3 separate regions of the Homo sapiens genome follow, and regions 2 and 3 are each linked to region 1. The links are chromatin loops, found by intact Hi-C in ENCODE. Cell type or tissue: sigmoid colon. All regions are shown on one strand. Each heading gives the region's core, and the rest is flanking DNA. Links, peaks and the distances in the headings are about the cores only. Region 1 overlaps NFIA (nuclear factor I A). Region 2 overlaps PATJ (PATJ crumbs cell polarity complex component). Region 3 overlaps NFIA (nuclear factor I A).

Region 1 (7,177 bases), core at 1,091-6,090:
AGAATCCTGAGGGTAAAGGCCCCAAGAAAGACCCCTCTGAAGAAGGGACATCTAATCTTAGAACCCAAGGACTAGTAAGCATTAGCAAAGCCAAGGAGTGGGACAGCCTGTGCCCAGGCCTGGCAGGGAGAAAGCATTTGGCTTTGGGGGATCCGGAAGAAGTTTAAGGCAACAAAAGTGTTGAGGACAAGTGGTGAAAAGATAAGGCCACAAAGGTGCCGGGGCCAATCCCGGCCCATTACGGTTTTAATAGTTTTCTGTACAATAAACAAGTCTTGGTTCGGAGTTACTGAAAACAGACTTTCTTTAATTAAGAAAATAAAATCAGGCAAGAAAAATGATTACAGAGATCAAAGCCCAAGGCTGGCAGTACCAGTAACTAACACCTGTGTACAGCATGACACCCTTTTCAGAAGAAACCAGTGTAAATCACTGCTGCCTCTCATGAATACAGACTGGTCCTCACAAGACTCTGAGGGTCCCAGGACAGGGACTGGCTTGCTTGAAGTCACACTGCTGGTCAGTGGAAAAAGTGACACCAATCCTGAGTCCTTTGGACACTGGATACTGGGCATCGTTCATTGCCAGAAGTTTATAAAATCCTATTGGGAGAAAAGCAGGCTATCTGGTATCATGAAGGGTCTAGAATCTAGCCACTGCTTCCTGATAGACAAGAAAGTCCTACAGGGCAGGGACTATATTTTACTCATTATATCCCCAGAGCCAGCATACATAGCACCTAGCACATAGAAGGCCCTTAGTGCTTGTTGGATGAGTGAATAAATGCTCCCAAATGGTTTATGCGAATGTGAGAAACTCAGAGTCCACTGAGAGACCTCATCCATTTCTATCATATTGAGATGGGCAGAAGAGACTACTGGGCTTTTGGCTGATTTGCCAAGGACAACTCATTTGGGCTAAACAGTAGGCTTTAGTCCATCCACAGAAGTGCGGGAAGCCAAAAATGACCCACTGGAGTAGTGTGAAGTAGTAGTGCAAAGCTAACACCTCCCCAAGAGAGAATGCACAACAGCGACAGCAGCTCCTGGAGTCTTGGCTTATTGGTTGGCTGAGTCCTCTTTGGGGGCTGATGAGGAGCTGGGCCTGCAGGGTGCGGGGAGGCCAGCCTGTGTTTGCACATTTCCGTTTTATGTGTGTGAATGTCCTCAAATAACCCACCTTGCCTGCAGAAGAAAGCCAAGTGTCACACCCAGTTCTGGATTCCACATTAACAACCTCCTTCCGCAGTGTTAAACTTTGCCCTTGTTGAGGCCTTTTGTTTAAGTTTTTAATCTGAAAAACAGATTCTGCTGCATCACAGTCCACTCTGCCCTCTGCCCCTGCCACCCCAGCACTCTCTGCTCCTTTTAGGGGTTAAAGTAAAATACAAAATACAAAAAATGTTTCTCAGACATTTTTCTTTTTCCTCTAGAATGTGCATCCTGCCCTCTTAGTAAAAAGAGGATGTAAAAAGCCTTTTAAAAAGTTGTTGCACACATTAGAGCATTTGTTGCTAACGCAGGGGTTGAGGCCATGGCCCGCATCAGCTGTGTCTTCAGCAGCCCCATGACCACATTTTGGAAGACGGCCCCTGTGTTCTGATTGCTCTCTGTGAGGCGTACGAAATGGAAGAGATTGGCACCGTCAGAGGTACCTTCTGCCATTTCAGGCTTCCTGTTTAGGATGCAGTCGGATAGATATTGTTTATGGTTCATAAAACCTGACTACTGTGAGTATTCCAGAATCCCAGCGGAATGGGATTCGAACTTTCATGGAGCTGTAAATTAACGGGCGGCAAGTGTGATAAAACTCCTTAGAGAACTGTGAGGGGAAAAAGTCGTGCTGCAATGGTTAAATGAAATTTTATAAGCACATTCAGTGTGGAGCTGTTTTGCATTACATGAGTTGAATACCTTAGAGACGCCACATCTGCAGGCACTTTATTAAATCCTTAGTCAGCACTTTTCCAACCTGATGAGATTACTTCTTCATTTGACTGGAGAAAAGGAAAGCTGAGCTCTTGTCCTGGACTGCAGATTTCTTTTGATGTTTCACCTTGAACATTGAAAGAGGACAGTCACCCCACTTCCCTCCCCACTCCCGCTCAGCACATCCCAAACTCTAGACATTGTGAATGTTACCGACTAATTTTACGTAACTGGAGCCTTGGTGGGAGTGTGGATTTGTGGACCTCCACAACAACTATAGCTGAAAGTTTCTGAGGAAAAAATAGATCAAAGCTCTGTGTTTACTTAATGTAAATGTATCAAGATAACATCATCCTATATTGCATTGTAATAATGCCACTCACTGCACATAGGGAGGGAGATTCCTTTGTAGTCCATTTGGATACAGTAGGGTAGATTAAGGGGCTATAAAGTACGAAGGCAGAAAGCATATGAAACCTAAGCTTATGTCACTAAATGTCTGAGGATAGTTTTTGTTTAATGTGTTACCATTTTCCCAGTGATTTGCTGCTCAACCCCAACGATCGAATAAGCTCAGATTTCTTTTATGTTTTTCCTATATGACCCAAGAAGAAAATATGCAGAATCATTCTTCAATTAATGTTCTAAAACTTGTACTGCTTGCATAATAGAAATTATAAGAAAATATCACAAGAGAAAAGTAGGCTTTTACAAACATTATATTGTCCATCTGGTGTTACTAGCAGCTCATGGAAGTTTCTAGGAATTGACTGGCTTACACATGTGTGACTGTCACACTCATCCCAATGGGATTATGAGTGTCTTTACAAACTGATTAGGAGAAAATTCAGGGAGATGTATGAATTATTATTATTATTATTATTATTATTAGAACTATCTGCCATCTCTGCAAATAAATGATTTAATCAGAGACTTCAAAAAAGAAAAATTCCCTGTGTGGTTCCCCTAACCAACTTCCTGTTCTGGAAAACCTTGGTCAAGTAGCTGGGTTAATTGTCATGAAGATTAGTGTGATGTTGAAATAAGTACTAATGGTCAAATTATAGGAGTGAACAAGTTTAAGAATAGGTTTTGGTTTGGGCCTGAAAGGGTTAATTAAGGTTTTTTCACGGGTTATTAAAGACCCCCAACCTCTGCCTTCAGGAGTCATATTGACACCCCACCACAGGGCAGCTCAGCCCCTCTGTTGACATGTTGCTGGTCAGAGCACAATAGCCTTCTGTGTCTGCAAATCATTGCTAAAATCATCTCAAGGAAAAAAAAGTTTGAAAGCTTTAACGTTAGACAAAAGCCCAAGAGTTGCAGCGTGCAGCCCAAAAACCTGGAGTCAGCAACTTCTATTGATTAAAAACTAACCTTTAAAGTAACTCTGAGAGTGTGTGGTTAGCATTTAAATTTAAACATGTCATGAGTTGATTTGTGTTACTGAATACCAACTCAGAAGGAGTAACATTCACATCGCATTTTTTTTTTCTAATTCCCTTAAGCAGCTAAAGTATTTCATGAAATGTCAATAGGGCAAAAAGAAAAAGAGGTGGGGGGCTGATGCTGGGCCTTGTAGTTTTCTTTCCCATGCAAATATCCACCCCCCAAAAGAAAAGTGTGCAGAGTGAAACACAATAATTAGTCCTTTGTCTAACTTTCCCAAGTGCCAGAGAAAGACAGATTAATTAAATATACAACAATGTTGGTTTTTGGAGTGGGGGTCTTGCTTGCTGTGTAGGTCATAAATTAGGCAGAATAAATACTTCAATGTGTTTGCAGTGGGCCTGCTACGTCAGAACCACTGGAAGGTTGGTGGGAGGAGAGCAGAGGGTTTCTTGCTAATGATAGTCACGTCTGGGTCTGTCTGGTTGCTCTTAGCAACCAGACATGATGTAACACCAGGATGAACTTGAACTTGGGGGACTTGAAAAGAGAACAATAGACCAGAGCAATCAATAAAGCCTATTTCAGTGAAGGATTACAGAGCTGCTCTGGGGTAACCTTGTCGGCAAGGCACATACTGAATAGTAAGATGTGTGAAGAAACTTTTTTTTTTTTTTTTTTTTTTTTGCTTTGCTTTTTAAGAGAAGTGCAGAGGCACTGCAGATTTTTGTAGTGCCCTGAGGTCTCGTCCAGAAACTGTGGTGTGGAGAACTGCTCCCCCTGCTGACTCACTGGGTGCCAGGCCTTTGCTTCAAGAACTACCTTAGTGTCAGATTGAAGAAGTCTGGAATTTCACAACCGACTTAGAAAGTGTGAAAACAGAAATAGTAAGCATTATTCCCCGCACCCAAAGTTTGAACCTGTTTTGTAGAAGGGAGGAAGCGGCTCTAACGTGGATGAGAGTCAGCTGTTAGGTAGAGGCCTACTAGAAACACAGTTTGGGGTTTGCTTTCTCTCTCCTTTCTCTCCCCCTCTTCTTTCTTTTGTCCAGCTAGATTTAGGCCATGTGTATTTGCCAGGCTGATTTCCTTTCAGGACACAAGAGGCTTTATTGTGTTCCTCAAAGCATGTGGTCAAAGAATAACATCTGAAAGTCTACAGGATGCGTAGTTTTTCGGTCTGGGCTTAAGTTTTTTAAACTCCTCTGGAAATCAAAGGTGGCTTGTGTGACTAGGAAATCTTATACCAAACTCCATGTAGCTATCACTTAGCCATTCATCCCTGGGGACCAAATGAGTCCTTACATTACCTAATGGAATCTCTTCCACAGGGATGATCCTTCACCTGCCTGAAGCAACCCAATTAGAACCCTTTCTGATACCGTCAACTTAAAGAATTCAGAAGCATTGGTTTTTGTTAGGCCTTGGTAATTTTTCTGTAAATAATGATAAATGTAGTGAATTTGTCAAGGTATCTCTAGAGAAAAGTCGGCAAAAGCCACATACTTTTTTATTTCACTGGAGAAACTAACTCTGATGTTAGTCCATAATTGCTCATTCTGTCTAGCTAACAGAAAAAGAAATGCCAGCAGATAAAGTGATATATGACCAGACAATTGCTCAAAGCTAACCACCTAAGGATTTACGAAAGGAAAAGGTAACCAGTAACTGGGCCTGGCAGGCACACAGAAGGCTCTAAATAAATGCTGCATGGACGCAAGCATGAATGAAGGGTACGCAGTGGCCTCATTTTTCCTTTGGACAATGTGGTACTTAATAGAGTAAAATCTTGATCCTACTTAGTTATTATGTTTCATGTTTGAAAATACCATTTTAGATATATTGGGCTGAAAGGAGCATCTTCCCTCATAAAATCCTACATATGTAAGGAAGGAAAAATACTGTGACTTGCTCAAAATCACCCAGGAAGACTGGGTCCAGCACTTTTTCCACCTTACCTCCACTTATTCTTGTGTCGCTATTGACCATCTGGGCCTGTTAGGAGAGTGTCACAATCATGGCTTCAGTGCCTGCACCTCATTTGAAAGGAGATGTTGAAAATCATCAGAGTAGCCATTCATTGCCACATGAAACCCCTCCCTTTACCCATTCTCCATTCATTCAACTCTTCTTCATTAAGAACGTTCTGTATTCCAGGCACTGGGCTAGGCACTGAGGATTGAATGATAAACAAGATGGTCAAGTTTCCTGCCCTCCTATAACTGCCCCCATCAGTTAACAAAACCCTTATTTGTATTTCAAGTGAACAGAAATACCTCATTCTGTAAGATATACTCAGAATGTTGGAAAACCCCAATGAAGACAATGAATTATAATTTCAGAAGAATAAGATCAGTTTCAGTGTCACAGGATTTTTTATTGTCTGTCGTGCCTTTACTTTTCCCAGCGAATCCCTCCCGCATCCCTAACGTAGATCCTGATTTCGTGGTTGAAAAGGCAACTTCTAAAACACACGTTTTTACAAATTGTGATTTTAATTGTATTTTTCCTTTTGTCTTCCAGTCCTGGTACCTGGGATAAAAGTTGCAGCGTCCCACCATCCACCAGACAGACCACCTGACCCCTTCTCAACTCTGTAACATGGACGCAACCTCAACCCAGCGCAGTTACAACTTCACTATCAGCGGAAGGGGAGAAAAACCGATTCAAATCAACTTGTACATGGAAACAGCAAGCATTATGGTCAAACAGCAAAGGCCATAACCTTTTGGGATTTTTTTTTTTTTAAAATACTTTAGGGACTGTTGTAATTTCTCATATGGTGCTGGAAATGGTTGGGCTTTGTAACATTTGAAGTGTTTCCATGGTAGCGTGAGCATTAGGTGACGTGGCTAGCGGAGGACTACCCTTGCTCACTGACTTCCTGTTGTAACACACTTTCCTTACGGAGCCTGGCTGTTTCACAGTATTTCATGAATTTACCCACACAGGTGTGATCCTCCTTGAGCATTGAGGAGGCACATGGAGAACTAAATCTTTTGTAGTAGCTGAGATCTGCAATATATAACGGGACAGTCAAAGGGCAATGTTTTTCTGTAACATATTGGAAAAAGAAAATGCAGTTATATTCCTTTTTTATTTGTTCCTTTAGTTTGTTTTGGTTCAGCAGTCAGCAGTTAAGTATATAACATGGCCCGCAAGGACAATGAATCCACTCACATTGCAGAACAATTCCGAAAATGGCAAACTACTACTACTACTGTTCAGTTTTTTAAAAGTTTTGAAATGCTGCACTTACATTTAAAAAAACAACAACAACATTTTTTCAACAATTTCAACAATGACACAAAAATTCACATGGAAATGGGGAAGATGGTCTGTTTTGACAGAAACTGACAGGAATCAATCAAAACAATCGAATTTTGAATTGAGTAAAGTGCAATTTCATTGGATAGCTAAATATCTTTGTAAGATAGAGATTGTTGAAAATTCTATTTTTGTTTTTCTAGTCCTTTCACCCCAGGACTCTAAATTATTGGGGTAAAAAACAGCCTTGCAAGAAAAAGGGGAGCTATTTTTGCTTTTTATGTTTTTTATTGTTAAACTTGTATCCCTTTAAAAACTGAAGGAAATTAAAAAAAAAAAACAAAAAAACAAATCTAATGGTGCTTTTACCACAATATGTTAACTACATTAAATGCTAATTAATTATTTTCTGTTATCAAAGCACATGACTAAAATGAAATCATGGTATCTGTTAATTTTATAAGCTAGAAGTCACTATAATGGATTACGCCAATTCTAAAAAATTTTACACCTATCTGGCATCATAGGATTTATCAGTTATCAGACACCTCATTGTACCAGAGATTGTCCAGAAGTTTTAAAGACCTTTGCATC
Region 2 (7,177 bases), core at 777-5,776, 400 kb after region 1:
GGGAGGCTGAGGTGGGAGGATCCCTTAGCCCAGAAGTTTGAGATCTGCTGAGCAACACAGGGAGACCACATCTCTACAAAAATTAAAAACGATTTAGCTGAATGTGGTGTACACTTGTGGTCCCAGCTACTCAGGAGGCTGAGGTGGGAGGAGCACTTAAGCCCAGGAGGTCGAGACTGCAGTGAGCCGTGATTGTGCCACTGCACTCAAGCCTGGGCGACAGAGTGAGACCCTGTCTCAAAAAAGAAAAAAGAGACTCTATGAGTTAACCATATTTCCTCTCATGAGTTTAGTTGACCAACTTTATATGTAATACACTCAGTTGACAGTAAGAGTCAAAATTATCAAAGGAAATAAACTATGATCCATCTCTTTGCCATCCTGCTGTGTGGTCTTTAAATTCCTATCCTGTTATTTGATGTCTTTAAAAGTTTGAGTGTTACATACAGAATAAATTTTTTAAAAACAAACAAACCCAAAAGATATTCTTCATTTTGAATGTAGTTAAGTCTTTGTTACACCTTGTGTTTCTTTATTGGGGTAATACTGCTAAGCATATAAATGTTAAATATTAGAACAATTCTTGGTATATATCTCCTGTTCTTATTTCCTAAATGCCTCTTATTGATGCATTTGCCAGTTTATTACCTATGACACTTTTCTTGTTGATTCCTTCTGTCTCCTCTTTATGTCACATTCTCTACTTCGTGTCTTTTCACTGAGTTTGCCATGGTAGCTTGGATTTGTCATCTAGGTTTTAGAGCAATTTCACAGCTAGAGCTCTCCACATCTTCGAGTTGATGTCTCTGTCTGTGACAGAGCCTGTTTCCGCTGAACCACCTCTCCGCTCTAGGTGATGCTCTTGCACTCTCCCTTAGCTTATGTGAAATCTGGTCTCTTTGATCTTTGGGAATGTACACAAATATTCATATAATACATTTTATAGACACATCAGAAACTTTGAATCCCATCCATTTGGGCATAATGATTATCACATGTTTGAATCTGTTCATGTAACAGTCTTCTTACGCCCACCAAATGAATGGATTCTTGAGAAAGTAACTGTACATTGAAATTTGGCAAACAAATGCATGTTTTACCTGTACATGCAGGCATGCTGCACATTCTGTACCCTCTAACTTTTCATCTGCTAGGTACTGAAACATGAACCTCTGGTGGCCAAGTGCAATATTTAGGGGATTCAGTTTTATACACTTTGGTAAGATGATAAAAATATCTTCTAACATATTTGTCTTCTTTCAACATTTCATTCATTTAGCAAATACTTAAGTTAGAGAAGCAGCATTGCTTAGTGTGGCTAAAAGCACAAACTCTGGGAATTGACTGGCTGGCTTAATTTCTGGCTCTGCCATTTACCAGCCATGTGCTTTGGTTAAGTTATTTAATTTTTCTCAATTTCCTCACCAGGAAAGTGGGGATAATGTTGGTACATACCTACCTCATGATGGTGTGAGAATTAAATGGGTTCAAATAAATAAGATTCTGAGAACAGTGCCTGGTATGGCAAGAGCTTAGTAAGTGTTACCAGCTGTTGTTGTTATTCCTATATGATGGGATGTGGCTTTTGCTTTTGGTGTACTTGCCGTCCAGTGGGAAGACGCAAACTAAATAGATAGTCATTCAACATTTTAACTACTCTTCAGTGCCTTCTCCATGACAAGCATTGTAGTAGGCCCTGAAAATCAAGCAAAAACTAAGCAAACACATTCTTGGTCTCATAAAGCTTACTTTTAGTAGGAAGTAATTTAAAGGAAATAATTTACAATAATTTCAGTAAAATGTAAAAAGTATTTTAATGAAGAAAATGCAACAAGCTGTGGATACATCTAACAGGAAGACCAAACTAATTCTAGAAGGTCAAATAGTAAAGGAAATATATTATGATAAATGCTGTAATTGAAGGTCTTTTTTGGTTTAGGGATATCACAGAGTAGGAAGTGCTTGGGTCTTCAGGGAGTAAGGGAATGCTTCTCATTGGAGGAGACACTTGAGCTGACTCTGGGGCAAACTCTAGACAAGTGGCAGTGGGTCAGGGAGGGCGTTCGTGGCTGAGGGGATGGTTTGCATTAAGCCACGCAGCATGACAAGGCCTTTCACAATACCTGGGATAAAGTGTTGGGCAAACGGGAGCAGGCAGTGATATGTATGGGGAAAGTGAGAGACGAGACAGAACTGCAGTTCTGAAGGATTTTCCTTCCACGAAGAATAAAGGAGTTAGGACTTTATCTTGAAGGCAGTAGGTATCCCTGAAGTACTGTAAGCAGAGGAGGAATTATGATCACCTTTTTATTTTTAAAGATGGTTCTATTATCTCTCTAGAAAATTGACTCATGGGGGCAAGATTAGAGACAGGTAGACTTATCAGGAAACTGTAGCAGCTGCTCAGAAGTAACGAGAAGCTGAACCAAGGCTGTGGCAGTGGAAATGGAAAGGAAGAATCAGAAGAGATAAAAGGCTGAGATAAAAAGAACTGACATGCCTTAGTGAGCAACTCAATGGAGGGGTGAGGGGGAGAAGGGAATGCTTGAGTATATGCTGATGCCACTCAGAGGATATAGGGAGGCCAAGGCGGGAGGATCACTTGAGGCCAGGAGTTCGAGACCAGCCTAGCCAATATGGCAAAACCCCATCTCTACTAAAAATAGAAAAATTAGCTGGGAGTGACGGCACACACCTGTAACATCAGCTACTCAGGTGGCTGAGGCATGAGAATCCAGCCTGGGTGACAGAGAGGGATTCTGTCTTAAAAAAAAAAAAAAAAAAAAAAGAGGTGTAGGGTACAACTTTCAGAAATAAATGGGCTGAACCAAACATATGGTACACTGTTACAGTGTGTATAATAATATAAGCCTTTTGAATAAAGAGGAAAAAAATTCCTTCAGAAGAGAATGGCTCCCATAGTACATGTTTCTCATGTTCTATGATTGGTCTCTGGTGCCCTCTATTGGCTATTTAGTCTAAAGCGGCATCTTGATTCTTAAACACAATGTTCCTTGCAGTGTTATTTACCAAAAGAAGAAATATTAGAGATTTTACAATTATGATGAAAGGTGATAAAAACTGATGGGGATTTTGTTTTTAGTAGGAAGACAGTTAAAATAATTTCAGCAAGGTGCCATCAGGGGTGTGCACATTGGCAGCACATGTACTAAAATTGGAATGATACAGAGATCAGCACGACCCTTGTGCAAGAATAACATGCACATTTGTGAAGCGCTTCATATATTTATCTATGTAAATATGCCTGGGGGCCTGGGGGTTGGGTAAGGGTTTTGAGAAGTGTCTCTATAACATTTGTTTGCTATAACATGCACATAATATCATAGATTGTATTTTCAGAAAATGGACCTTTCTGATGAGAAGCAGCCTGAGTCAGGCTGGTGTTTGAGCATTTTTATGCAGCAAAGCCTCAAGAATAGCAGCCACCTCAGTAGGCAGTAGCAGCTGCTGTTTTTCCATAGGGTGGCTGCTGCATGTGATGTAAAGGAAATGAAAGGAAATGACTGTTACTCATTAAAGCGATTTCATTCAGCTACGTGGGAAATCACAGGCAGAAAAGTCATCATAAAAAATGAAGCAGTGATTATACATAATGGGGCATCTTCAGAGGTAGCTAGTTTGTCCCCTCCCTGCCCCCCAAATGACAAAGAAGCTGCCTTTGGGTTCTGTCGTCCAGGAAAAGGGGTGGTAGATTGGATTTAGTGTTTAGCATAACTAGTGGTCTAAACCTGAATACATTTTAGTAAGAAAGCATTCCTGTCACTAGTTTGAGGTCTAAAGAAGGCCTCACTTTGTGTAAATTAGTGCTCACAATGACTTTTCTGGCAATAAGGAAAATATATTCACCTTTCAAGGGTAGAAGTCTATTTCCATTTCCTTCTGGTGAATCGTCCTTTAGAATGTTCCTAAATTATCAATTCAGTGGGTTGCATTTTGAAAACCTCCTCACCTATTTGGGTTAAAAATAATATTTTTAAATTTTGGTGTTATCTGAAACTGCAGAGATTGTTCACAAACAACTTGGTGCAACCATTTATTTGCTTTTGGTATATTTTGCTGTTGCAGTTTTCTCTAAGGAAGTGTAGAAATTATTAATATGAAGTAATGTTAGCTGCTGGGCAGTTCATGAGAGGAATAAGCTATTATGTAGTCTCCCTTCTCCCCCCAATAAAAAAGCCTTTCATCAAAAACTGACATCCTAAATGAAGGAAATAATTGTACAGCTTATTTATTAGTGTGTCAAACTTAAAATGTAATGGTTTCATATTTCAGGATGAAAAGTGTGTTGTGATTCATGGTTGCCAGTGACAAAATAGACAGCTCTTTTATATTACCACGTCGATTGCCTGCTGATATGCCACTGTACTTTTTGGTTCTCTTCTGTTCTCTTCCTATGCAATAGCTCCCTCTACTTGAAAATACTGGTGTAATTATAGTTTAACACTACTTTATTAGTGAGTTCCCTGGGCTCTTTTTTACTTTTAATCCTCTTCATAAATATGTGGTGTTATATTACATCAGAGCCTGTAAGAAAATTTTGAAGAGTCTCTTGACTCGGGGGTAGAAAGGCAGGGTTAGTTGCAAAAAGCAAGATAAGTTACATTTGAAGGCATTCTTCAAGGAATTAGCTGTGTAGCCTTTGTTGATTTAAATATGGTATATTTGGTTAAAATTCCATGCAGTACTTTGAAAATGAACCCTGATGTTTGAAACACAGAGGCATAGAAAACTGGATCAGAAAACTTCAAAAGAATCATCAGCCACTTCAAACAGACATAGCCGGGAACTTGGCAAGTTCTTACTTTGCTAATTCCAAAGTTTTGTAATTCCCACAGAAAACCTAGCAGTTTTTCTCTACTTTCTCTGGAAGGTTTTAAGAGAGGCTAGAGTAGTAGAATCTCAGGTTACAATATGTTGCCTTGTGGAACAGCATGTGCATAATGAAACAATGGGAGAAGCATAGAGAAACCAACGTGAATGCTGCTGTGATTGGGATGTCATTTTTTCTCTCCCTTGCTAAGTTAGAAGTTCAGTAATAGTGCCATACACCTCCACCATTAAGACAAATTAAGAGACTCTGCTCAATCATAAGATGGCCATATGAATATTTCTTTCTTCTCAATTTACAACTCTTTGTTTCCCGTTTCTTCTGACCATTAATGATGCAGAGCAAGCTGCAGAGTGAGGTGGTCAAGAGTAAGGACTTAAGAGCCAGGCTGCCTGGTTGGATTCTGGCTATGCCACATATACGCTGGGTGATATTGGCTAGTTTCCTTAACTTTCTGAGCCTCGGTTTCGTCATCTGTAAAACACAGACAATAAATTTGCCTACATCCTGGAGATGTAAGGATTAGATAAGTTAGTGATTGTCAAGCCCAACATATAGTAAGTGCTATATATCAGTTGGTTAAATAAATTAAAAAACAGTAGTGGAGATATAAATTGGTTTTCATTAACCAGATGTATTGAATGTCAATGTTGTCCTCGGTGTTTAATATCAAGAAATATGGGGCTCTCCCAACGGGTGAAAGATCTGTATGTTGCTTTTGTTCATAAATTCATATTTAAGTGTGTATTGGAATAGTTGTGACCTAAGGGTACTATATCATAATTTTAGGTCACATTATTTATAAATATACTTTTTAAAATACAGTGGAATCGTCCATGGTTTCCATGTCTTTTCTGGATTTGTGTGGTTTTATAGGAGGATTCTGTACTACTGGTGAAGGTATAAGAACGGAGTATCATTTCCCATTTTATATTTATGATTACGTTCATGCTTTTCTTGGAGCTTACTTACGGCTCTAGAGGAGTAACAGACAGGCTTATCTTTGGTCCATCATATGACTGTGCTTGAGAATGTCAGAGAATCTTGCCCAGCTGTTCCCAGACCTCGTATGGTCCAGCCAAATATCAATCACCAAAAATTTTAACAGGAAATCTATATATTTTGGGCACTCAGACATGCCACTGAAATTGTTAAGATTATATTTTCACCTTGATACAACCTGATATTTGCGTGATGTTTTATTTATTTATTTTTTGGGACAGGGTCTTGGTCTGTCACCACAGCTCTGCAGTGAGCTCTGAACCACAGCTCACTGCAGCCTTGACTTCCTGGGCTGAAGCAATCCTTCCACCTCAGCACCCCCTGCTCCACCTCCCTGGTAGTTCGGACTACAAACACACACTACCACACCTGGCTAATTTTTGTATATTTTGCGGAGATGGGATTTCGTCATGTTGTCCAGGCTGGTCTTGAATCCTGGGCTCAAGCAATCCTCCTGCCTTGGCCTCCCAAAGTGCTGGGATTACAGGCATGAGCCACTGCACCTGGCCTTTTAATTTTTTTAATTACAAAAACTTTTTCTAGCAAGGTCTTGCTATATTGCCTAGGCTAATCTCAAACTCTTGAGCTCAAGCAGTCCTCCCACCTCAGCCTCCCAAGAAGCTGGAATTATACAGAGGTGTACAACCATACTTGGCTTAGAGTGAGATTTTAATTTATTTTTACCTGTTTAGAAGATTATCACCAGAGTGCCAGACACATGAAGTAAGTGGTCAAATAAGATTCATCAGTCAACTCAAGCTGTCCTAAGGCTGCATATTTATTTTCAGTGCATGGACTCATCCTTCTTCTTTGCTCGATTCACAGGACCCTTTAGATCCTACAAGATCAGTGATTGTGATCCGCTCCCTGGTAGCAGATGGTGTAGCAGAAAGAAGTGGGGGACTATTACCTGGAGACCGCCTGGTCTCAGTCAATGAATACTGTTTGGACAACACCTCACTTGCTGAAGCTGTGGAAATATTGAAAGCTGTGCCACCAGGCCTAGTACACCTTGGCATCTGTAAGCCTTTGGTGGTAAGTGTTGTATTTTGTTAATATAGGAAGTGATAATAGTGCAACAGTTAAAAACATGGATTTTGGAGACACATATACCTGGCCAAGAATTTCTGTTCTACTGTTTACTATGTGTGTGACCTTGGGCAGGTTTCTTAATGTCCTTGACTTACAATATCAGAAAAAATAATGTCTACCTCATAGGGTTTTGGGATTTAAAGGTTATATTCATTAAGTGCATAGCATATTATTACATAAATACTAGCTGCTAATGTTGCTAGTTCTACTACTACCACTCTTACTACTATTTTC
Region 3 (7,177 bases), core at 1,174-6,173, 55 kb before region 1:
TGGAAATGTTAAATAATTTTGCCCAGATTAACACAGGGAGTGAATGATTTTACAACCAGAAGAGTCAAGCTCATTTTGTAGTAGAGGACACTAAGGAATATAGGAGGCTGGCGTCTTGCTAGTCAATACCCAAGCTGACATGAAAACTTGGTACCCTGACTTTAATCACTAGACTGATTATTCTGTTGCTTATTCCATTCCTTGTGTGAAATTTACCCACAGTAGGATTACTCCTCAAATCCTATGGGGTGAATTCAGGAAGATACTTCAAGTTCAGGAGGATGCCTTGAAAGTAGTCTTTGGCTGGGAGCGGTGGCTCACACCTGTAATCCCAACATGTTGGGAGACCAAGGCAGGCGGATCATTTGAGTTCAGGAGTTTGCAACCAGCCTGGGTGACAATGAAACCCCATCTCTACTAAAAATATAAAAATTAGCCGAGCGTGGTGGCACATGCTTGCAGTCTCAGCCACTTGGGAGGCTGAGGTGGGAGGATCGCTTGAGCCTGGGAAGCAGAGGTTGCAGTGAACCTAGATTGCATCACTGCCCTCCAGCCTGGGCGACAGAGCAAAACCCTGTCTCAGAGAGAGAGAGAGAGAGAAAAGTAGCCTATGCTTTAGTAATCATGTTGCACAGAAATAGAGGCTTCCATTTCAGTATAAATCTGACAATTTGGTGGAGAGAAATGCTGCAAAATAACCCATGGCTTTATGTTTGTTATGAGATTTGCTTTTCTGTCTGCTTATTTTCTGTGTGTGTGTGTGTTTTTTTTTTTTTTTAATGCAGGAAAAGACTTGCAACAGCCTAGATCCAGCACTTGGTCGTTACGCAAGAAGCATCTGCATGGATCTTGTTTTTTGAAGTCCTCTTTCACAGGACTGCAGTTTGTAATTCCATTTCACTTCCAACAGGTCATTGGATGATTCCCTCCCTTTTTCTGTTAATCTCTGGAATCATCCAATCTATGGTGGTTAGTTTTCTTCTCAAGTAATTGTTTTGATTTGTTTTTCATTCTTCATTTAGTCTCACAGTAGTATCGCTTACATGTTACGTAAAAGTTCAAGTTCCCTTCATGTAACTGGATTCTTGTCAACTTTGCCTATTAAACCATCACTCTAAATATTTCCAATAATCACAGCTGTTGCGTGGCGTTTGAACACATTTCACATCAGCCATCATGGAAGCTTAGGCAATTAGTGTGAGAATATGGTCAATTTTGATTCAAAGAGGCCCTGTCAGGACAAAGGCTGGGGCTGTATTTCACAGAGCTTAAAGTAGCACACTCAGGTTTTTTTAAACTCTAAATATTACAGTCTCCCCAAAGCCAAAGTATCTTAAAGACTGAGTCTAGATATACTGTACAACTTAATATCCCATAAACATTTTTAAAATCATTTGTTTTAAAAGCCTTCCTTATTTCAATTTTTAGATTTTAATTTTATTTTTATGGATCAGTTGTACTATTTGTAAATGTAATCCCAGAGACTGAATTCTATACATCCACTAGAGCTTAAACTAGATGAGCTTCAGAGAGTATTTAGTCCAAGCTGCTTACTGTGAGAAGAGAGACCTAGGGAGAGAGAAGCCACCCACATTTATAATATGCCAGGTAGTGGCAGAAACTAAGTTAAAACCCAAGTCTCTTTATCTAGTCTGAAAATATTCCTAAAAAATGCCCTAGATCTTCTGAAAAGCATTTGTTTTTGTTACTGTTTTTTTGTTTGTTGGTTGGTTTTTTAGATATAGGGTCTTGCTCTGTCACCCAGGCTAGAGTGCAGTGGTGTGATCATGGCTCACTGCAGCCTCAAACTCCTGGGATTAAGCAATCCTCCCACCTCAGCCTCCAAGTAGCTGGAATTACAGGCACCTGCCACCACACCTGGCTACATTTTTAAAATTTTTTGTAGAGATGAAATCTCACTGTGTTGCCCAGGGTGGTCTCAAACTCCTGGGCTCGAGTGATTCTCCTGCCTCAGCCTTCTGAGTAGCTGGGGTTACAGGTGTGAGCCATCACACCCAGCCGAAAAGTATTTCTAGTAGTCAATATGTATTAGATTTCTGATAAGCAAACTCCCAATAACTAACACGATGGGACTTTCAAGGGAAATGATAGAGATTTCCACTGTTTCCATGTTTTGGGAGGCCGTGGGGAGGCCATGCTCAGATTGTGGTGTGGTCAGAAACGTGCCTGGGGGCCAGGCACAGTGGCTCATGCCTGTAATCCTAGCACTTGGGGAGGCCGAGGCAGGTAGATTGCCTGAGCTCAGGAGTTCAAGACCACGCTGGGCAACGTGGTGAAACCCCATCTCTACTAAAAAAATTCAAAAATTAGCCAAGTGTGATGGTAGGCACCTGTAGTCCCAGCTACTCGGGAGGCTAAGGCAGGAGAATTGCTTGAACCCAGAAGGTGGAGGTTGCAGTGAGCCGAGATTGCGCCACTGCACTCCATCCTAGGTGACAGAGTGAGACTCTGTCTCCAAAAAAAAAAATAATAATAATAATGCCCGGTTGGCAGGGGCCTACGTGGTGAAGAGGGAGGTCAGTATGGACACTCAAGGATTGTAGGTCTAAGTGAAAAATAGCATCTAAAGGGAGATGGCCCCATAGTTCTAAGCTTCTGGGTTAAATCTCACAGTCTGAAATTTAAGTAAAGGCAGGAATTCACAGTATGTTTGGTCAGCAAAGACTATTTGTCTAGGTCTTTAAAGAACTTTTATCTTTACTTAGATATCTATGGTATCTATGATTATTAGGTCAAGATTGTTGCTACTGCTGTTGTTGCTTTTACTTTTCATTTTGTTGTTTGTGGAATTATTTTCAAGGCCCTCATGTCATATCCATGCTGATAGTATATACTATTTTATCAATATTTATGTACTTTTTTGTCCAAGAGACAGGCGAGCAACAAGTACCTCTTGTTCCATCACTCCTTTCTTTCATGTATTCTACAATCAGAACAGGTCCTAGCACACAGGAGCAAATTTCAATGTATTCATTGCCTATCCCATTCTTGTCTATGATAGTACTATCATACTACAAAAGAAGCTATTGATCACTTAATTGTGTGATCAGAAACTGTGCCGTGTGCCTTATATACATTGTCTCATTTAGTCTTCACAACAGCGCTATGAGGTATTATTAGCCCCATTATACAGATGCCAAAACTGAGTTGTAGAGAAGCTCAGCAACCTGAAGCATAGCTCGTGATAGAGCTTAGAATTTAAACTCATGTCTATCTGACTCCAAAGCCCTGGTCCTTATATTATACTGCACTGCTTTTCTGAGTCGTATGTTTAACTTAGAATTATATACGCACACACACGGATGTGGTCAGCCAGCACAGACCAAGGCATATTAAGTAATGGTGAAGACAGACAATCAAAAGTCTACCGTGGAGAGTTAATGAGATATCAAAGGTGACCAGATTGCTTTGGAAAGCTTCAGAAAGCTGAGGTGGAATTGGTATTGACTGTCAGGGGTCTGACTCACAGAGCACAGCAGGTGCTTGGAGAGTGAACAAGAATTTTGTGGGTCTACACCAGGGACTGGAAAACTATTGGGCCCACAGATCCAATAGCCCTTTGCCTGTATTTGAAAATAAACTTTTATTGGAACACAGCCGCGCTCATTTGTTTATGTAATGTCTGTGACTGCTTCTGCACTGTAGCAGCGGAGTTCAGCAGTTGCAACAGAGACCATATAGCCTGCAAAGTCTAAACTATTTAGTATCTGGTCTTTACAGAAAATGTTTGCCAACTCCTGGTCTAGTCAGGGCCTTGAGCAACAAAGGTCTTGAAGTAGCTAAAATTGATCTAGATAAAAATTTTAAAAGACTTTGGCCTTCTGTTTTCTTGTGTGGGTCTTTCTTTTTCTTTCTGTTTTTCCAAAAGACATTAGAATTTGATCTCTTAGAAAATCCCCTGAATTCAAATGGAATAGACTCTATCAACCATCTTGGAAACTAACCGTGGCATAAAGTTACTTTGTCTGGTAGCAGTAATACAAAAACACTGGTGTTTTGCAAGCTGTCAAGCCATGTCATATATTTCTCTCAATTGACATATCTGGGTCCTTTCACGTGCATCTTCGTGATGTTAAAAGATATGTACCATATGTTTTGAAAAACCTTGGCTCACCTCGAGTCAAAAGCTTTGTTATTTAGAAAAGGCATCACCTCTTAAAGGTTTGAAAAGCATTGCCAATTCTTCTTTCCTGTATCTCTGTTAAAATAAATCCCTTAACTCCAAACTTCTCAGCTTTCATCAATGGCAGGCCTGATTCATGCATGATTTATAAATTAGGGCTATGGACCATTAAGATAGATTTCTCAGCTTTAGGTGGGGTATAATGGTGTTATATAGTGTGGTTTTGAATTTCTGAAGAAGCAAGATACATAGTAGTTGACAACCCAAGCCATTTTTATGTTCTATTTACCCTTATGGAAAGCTTCTTTTGTTTTTTAAGTGGGATTTTTTTCTTCGATTTTCTTTTCCTTTTGAAGCTTTGCCGTATTACAAATTTTTACTTCTAATTATGAGTAGTCAAGAGTTCTTAATGCCACCCTTACGCTATGGAAGTGGTAACTTTCATCTAAAGAACATCTTATTTCTGAAGACAGATAAGAAGGTTTTTCTTATAATGGCGCTAACAGAGAAAAACTGTTTGGAATCTCACCTGTTGCCACTGCCTTTGTATTCATTAACACTAAGACTGTGAAGTTTTGCAGATGCCAGGGCTCAGGAGTGATTATTCGCTCTTGTGAGGGAAGAAGCCTGTATATAACACTGCCTTAAGAGCACACTGTGCCTGAAGGAGGATTATATTTTATTGTTTGTGTTGCTCTCTTGACAGCTTTTCTTTGGAGCCTCCCATAGAAGAGAGACTGGGATTTAAAGGCTGATGCCAGAAAGCAAAAGCTAACGTGAAAAGAATCCAAGTCTCTGTCCAGTGTGTGAGAATCTGCAACGGTTCATGGACAAGGAATAAAACAATTAAGGCAATGTCAGGGTTATAATACAGAAGAACATATTTCAACCCATAAAATTTTGGTTTGAGGGAAAATGTGTGAGAGTTATTAGAGTTCTTGGAGGATGAGCTTGAGAAAAACTACTGGAAATACTAAGAGATTACTTTCTTCTTCTATCTCTTTTTCTTCCCTAAGACTTATAAAAGCAGAAAAATGCAAGATTCCAAGCTTGTCTGGACACAGCTCCCTGATACCATCCTATTTCATATGGCCCACGCTTAGATTTTCTAACTAGTTCTGACTCCTCTTAAGAGCACTCTTATGTGTCTACAAGACCTCCTCCCCATAGTGGACTCTCAGACCAAGAATCACTGGTTGTATTATAGAAGTCTTGCAACATATCCAATAATACAATAATGATCCTGACCTTCTCCTTTCTCAGTCTTAATAAATTCTGCTTTTAACGGAAGAAGCATTTTTGAGTTAAACATGTATATGTATTTTTTCAATTGTTTGAATTTTTAACTTTTTCTCCTTTAAACTAAAACCAAGAGAGGATTTTTAAGAACTGGTGGGCTGCTGGACTGGTGGGGAGGGAATGAACAAGTAAACCAACCTGACTGACCTGCTTTCGTTTTTCAAAGTATCCAGTAATATGATCATTTTGTAATAAATAGCTGAGTATTACACCCTTTGGGAAATTGTGGCTCTCTGTTTCTTTTCGTTGTGGCTACTTTGTTCAGGATGTGTAGGCAGTGCCATTGCAGCCAAAGAAACCTGATCAAATTTCCTTCCTTCCCATCTTATTTATATTCTTTGTGAAAAGCCCAAACAGTTGTTTTAAACAAGTCTGGCCACTCGTTAAAGTTTAAACTAGTAGTGAGATCCATCAGGAGTGAAGTGTTTCTGACACTCTCTGCTGCTCCTGGCCTAGGGTACTAAGAGTATTAGATGCCGGAAGCAGCCAATTTTGTAGTGTCTTTTAATACACAAAATTGTATTAACATCAATGTGGATACAGATGGATGCACTGCAATAAACTGTAACCACTTGAGAAAAGCCTTTATTGACTCTCAAGTAAATAATGCACATTTTAAAGGATCTAAATATGCATTTACATAATGTGCTATAATTTTTTATGGTGTCAACTACTCACACACACACATCCATAAGACATGTTTTTCTTCGTCAAAAATCTGGACTCATACCATTCTTCGTGCATTCCATTAGCATCATGCCAAATTCATAATGGTAGTTTTTTTCTATAAAGCCTGATCTGGCCACCTCAAAATATAGTTGATGAATTTTACTCTTTAATTGATTTAACCCCAGTGGCTCTTTCTAAAATGATTTGAGACAAATAAAAACTTAGGTACAGTAAAAACATCCAAGATGAAGAGAGAAAACAAGAAATAGGAGAGAAGAGAAACAAAGTTAGGCAGGCATTGATGACATCTTAATTCTGAGTTTCAGTGGGTTTCATTGTCTGGTAGAAGAGGAATAGCAGGTTATCTAGAGAAATAGCATCTATTTAATAATAACTAGAGCTTTGTGATGTCAGTAACGTAACTATTTTCTGTTTGAAGAAATGAAGGTTCAGGATCTCGAATGATTTCTCTCCAGTTGCACAGTGAACTGATGACTGAACCAGAAAGTCCAAAGCATGAGAAAGTAAGGGTTGCAAAGGATGACCCTTTAAAATGCAGACTCAGCAATTGCCCAATTTGAAACTACAGGCTAAATGATTTCCTGGTATTAATTAAGAATTAATTGATTCTTATAAATCAGTCATTGTAGAATTAATTCCATATAGTACCATATGTTCTTGTGTTTGTGTTAAACTCTGTTCCACAAGGAAATGGTGAATAAATTGTTTTTAGTAAAATAAAAAACGAAGGTCTAAATTTAAGTTGCTAATGATTGTCTTTTACGTATTTAACAACAACAAAATGAGGGAAAGGATGTTTATAACAGTTAATGAGGAGATGACAGGGTGCTTTTGAGTTATTTCTTCTATCTCATTTCTTTAAAGATCAGCTCTGCTTGATCTTTGCTCAAGTGAATTTCTTTTTTGGGCAGCATTTTCTGTAGGCCACCGTGATTTCATAATCTAACAATTACCCATCACTTTCCATTGAGCACCTGAGGCAGCGGCACTTTATCTTCAAGGTCAGCCTACCAGGGGCTCTTGTCAGCAGAATTGGCACCTTTG

What was found. A loop is a pair of places that touch in the nucleus more often than their neighbours do. Peaks named below come from ENCODE experiments on the same cell type or tissue, not always from the same donor. Only the 100,000 strongest peaks of a DNase experiment are listed, where the experiment ranks them.
Region 2: it touches region 1 in a loop (3-fold over the local background); 31 of 110 quality-filtered maps call a loop at or near these places.
Region 3: a loop joins it to region 1, with 2.6 times the contacts of the local background. A loop is called at or near these places in 7 of 110 quality-filtered maps.

The regions. Positions count from the first base shown.
Region 1 is chr1:61,449,464-61,456,640 of GRCh38, forward strand. It overlaps NFIA (nuclear factor I A), which reads left to right. Exons shown (of 11, transcript NM_001134673.4): 11 at 5,840-7,177. The coding sequence ends at 5,857. Among named protein-coding and RNA genes, the nearest start is that of NFIA-AS1, 200 kb to the left of the region's middle. RefSeq lists an enhancer at 2,660-5,055. In sigmoid colon, for the core only: CTCF peaks have their summits at 4,134 (motif pointing left) and 4,337; DNase peaks (open chromatin) are centred at 1,128 and 4,098; H3K27ac peaks cover 1,788 bases.
Region 2 is chr1:61,849,354-61,856,530 of GRCh38, forward strand. PATJ (PATJ crumbs cell polarity complex component) reads left to right here. Exons shown (of 44, transcript NM_001350145.3): 18 at 6,677-6,886. It also overlaps the pseudogene RNU6-1177P. Among named protein-coding and RNA genes, the nearest start is that of MIR12132, 6.9 kb to the left of the region's middle. In sigmoid colon, for the core only: a CTCF peak has its summit at 2,991 (motif pointing left); no DNase peak of the experiment used is centred there.
Region 3 is chr1:61,394,526-61,401,702 of GRCh38, forward strand. All of the region lies in intron 7 of NFIA (nuclear factor I A), which reads left to right. Among named protein-coding and RNA genes, the nearest start is that of NFIA-AS1, 140 kb to the left of the region's middle. In sigmoid colon, for the core only: no CTCF peak of the experiment used is centred there; a DNase peak (open chromatin) is centred at 3,647.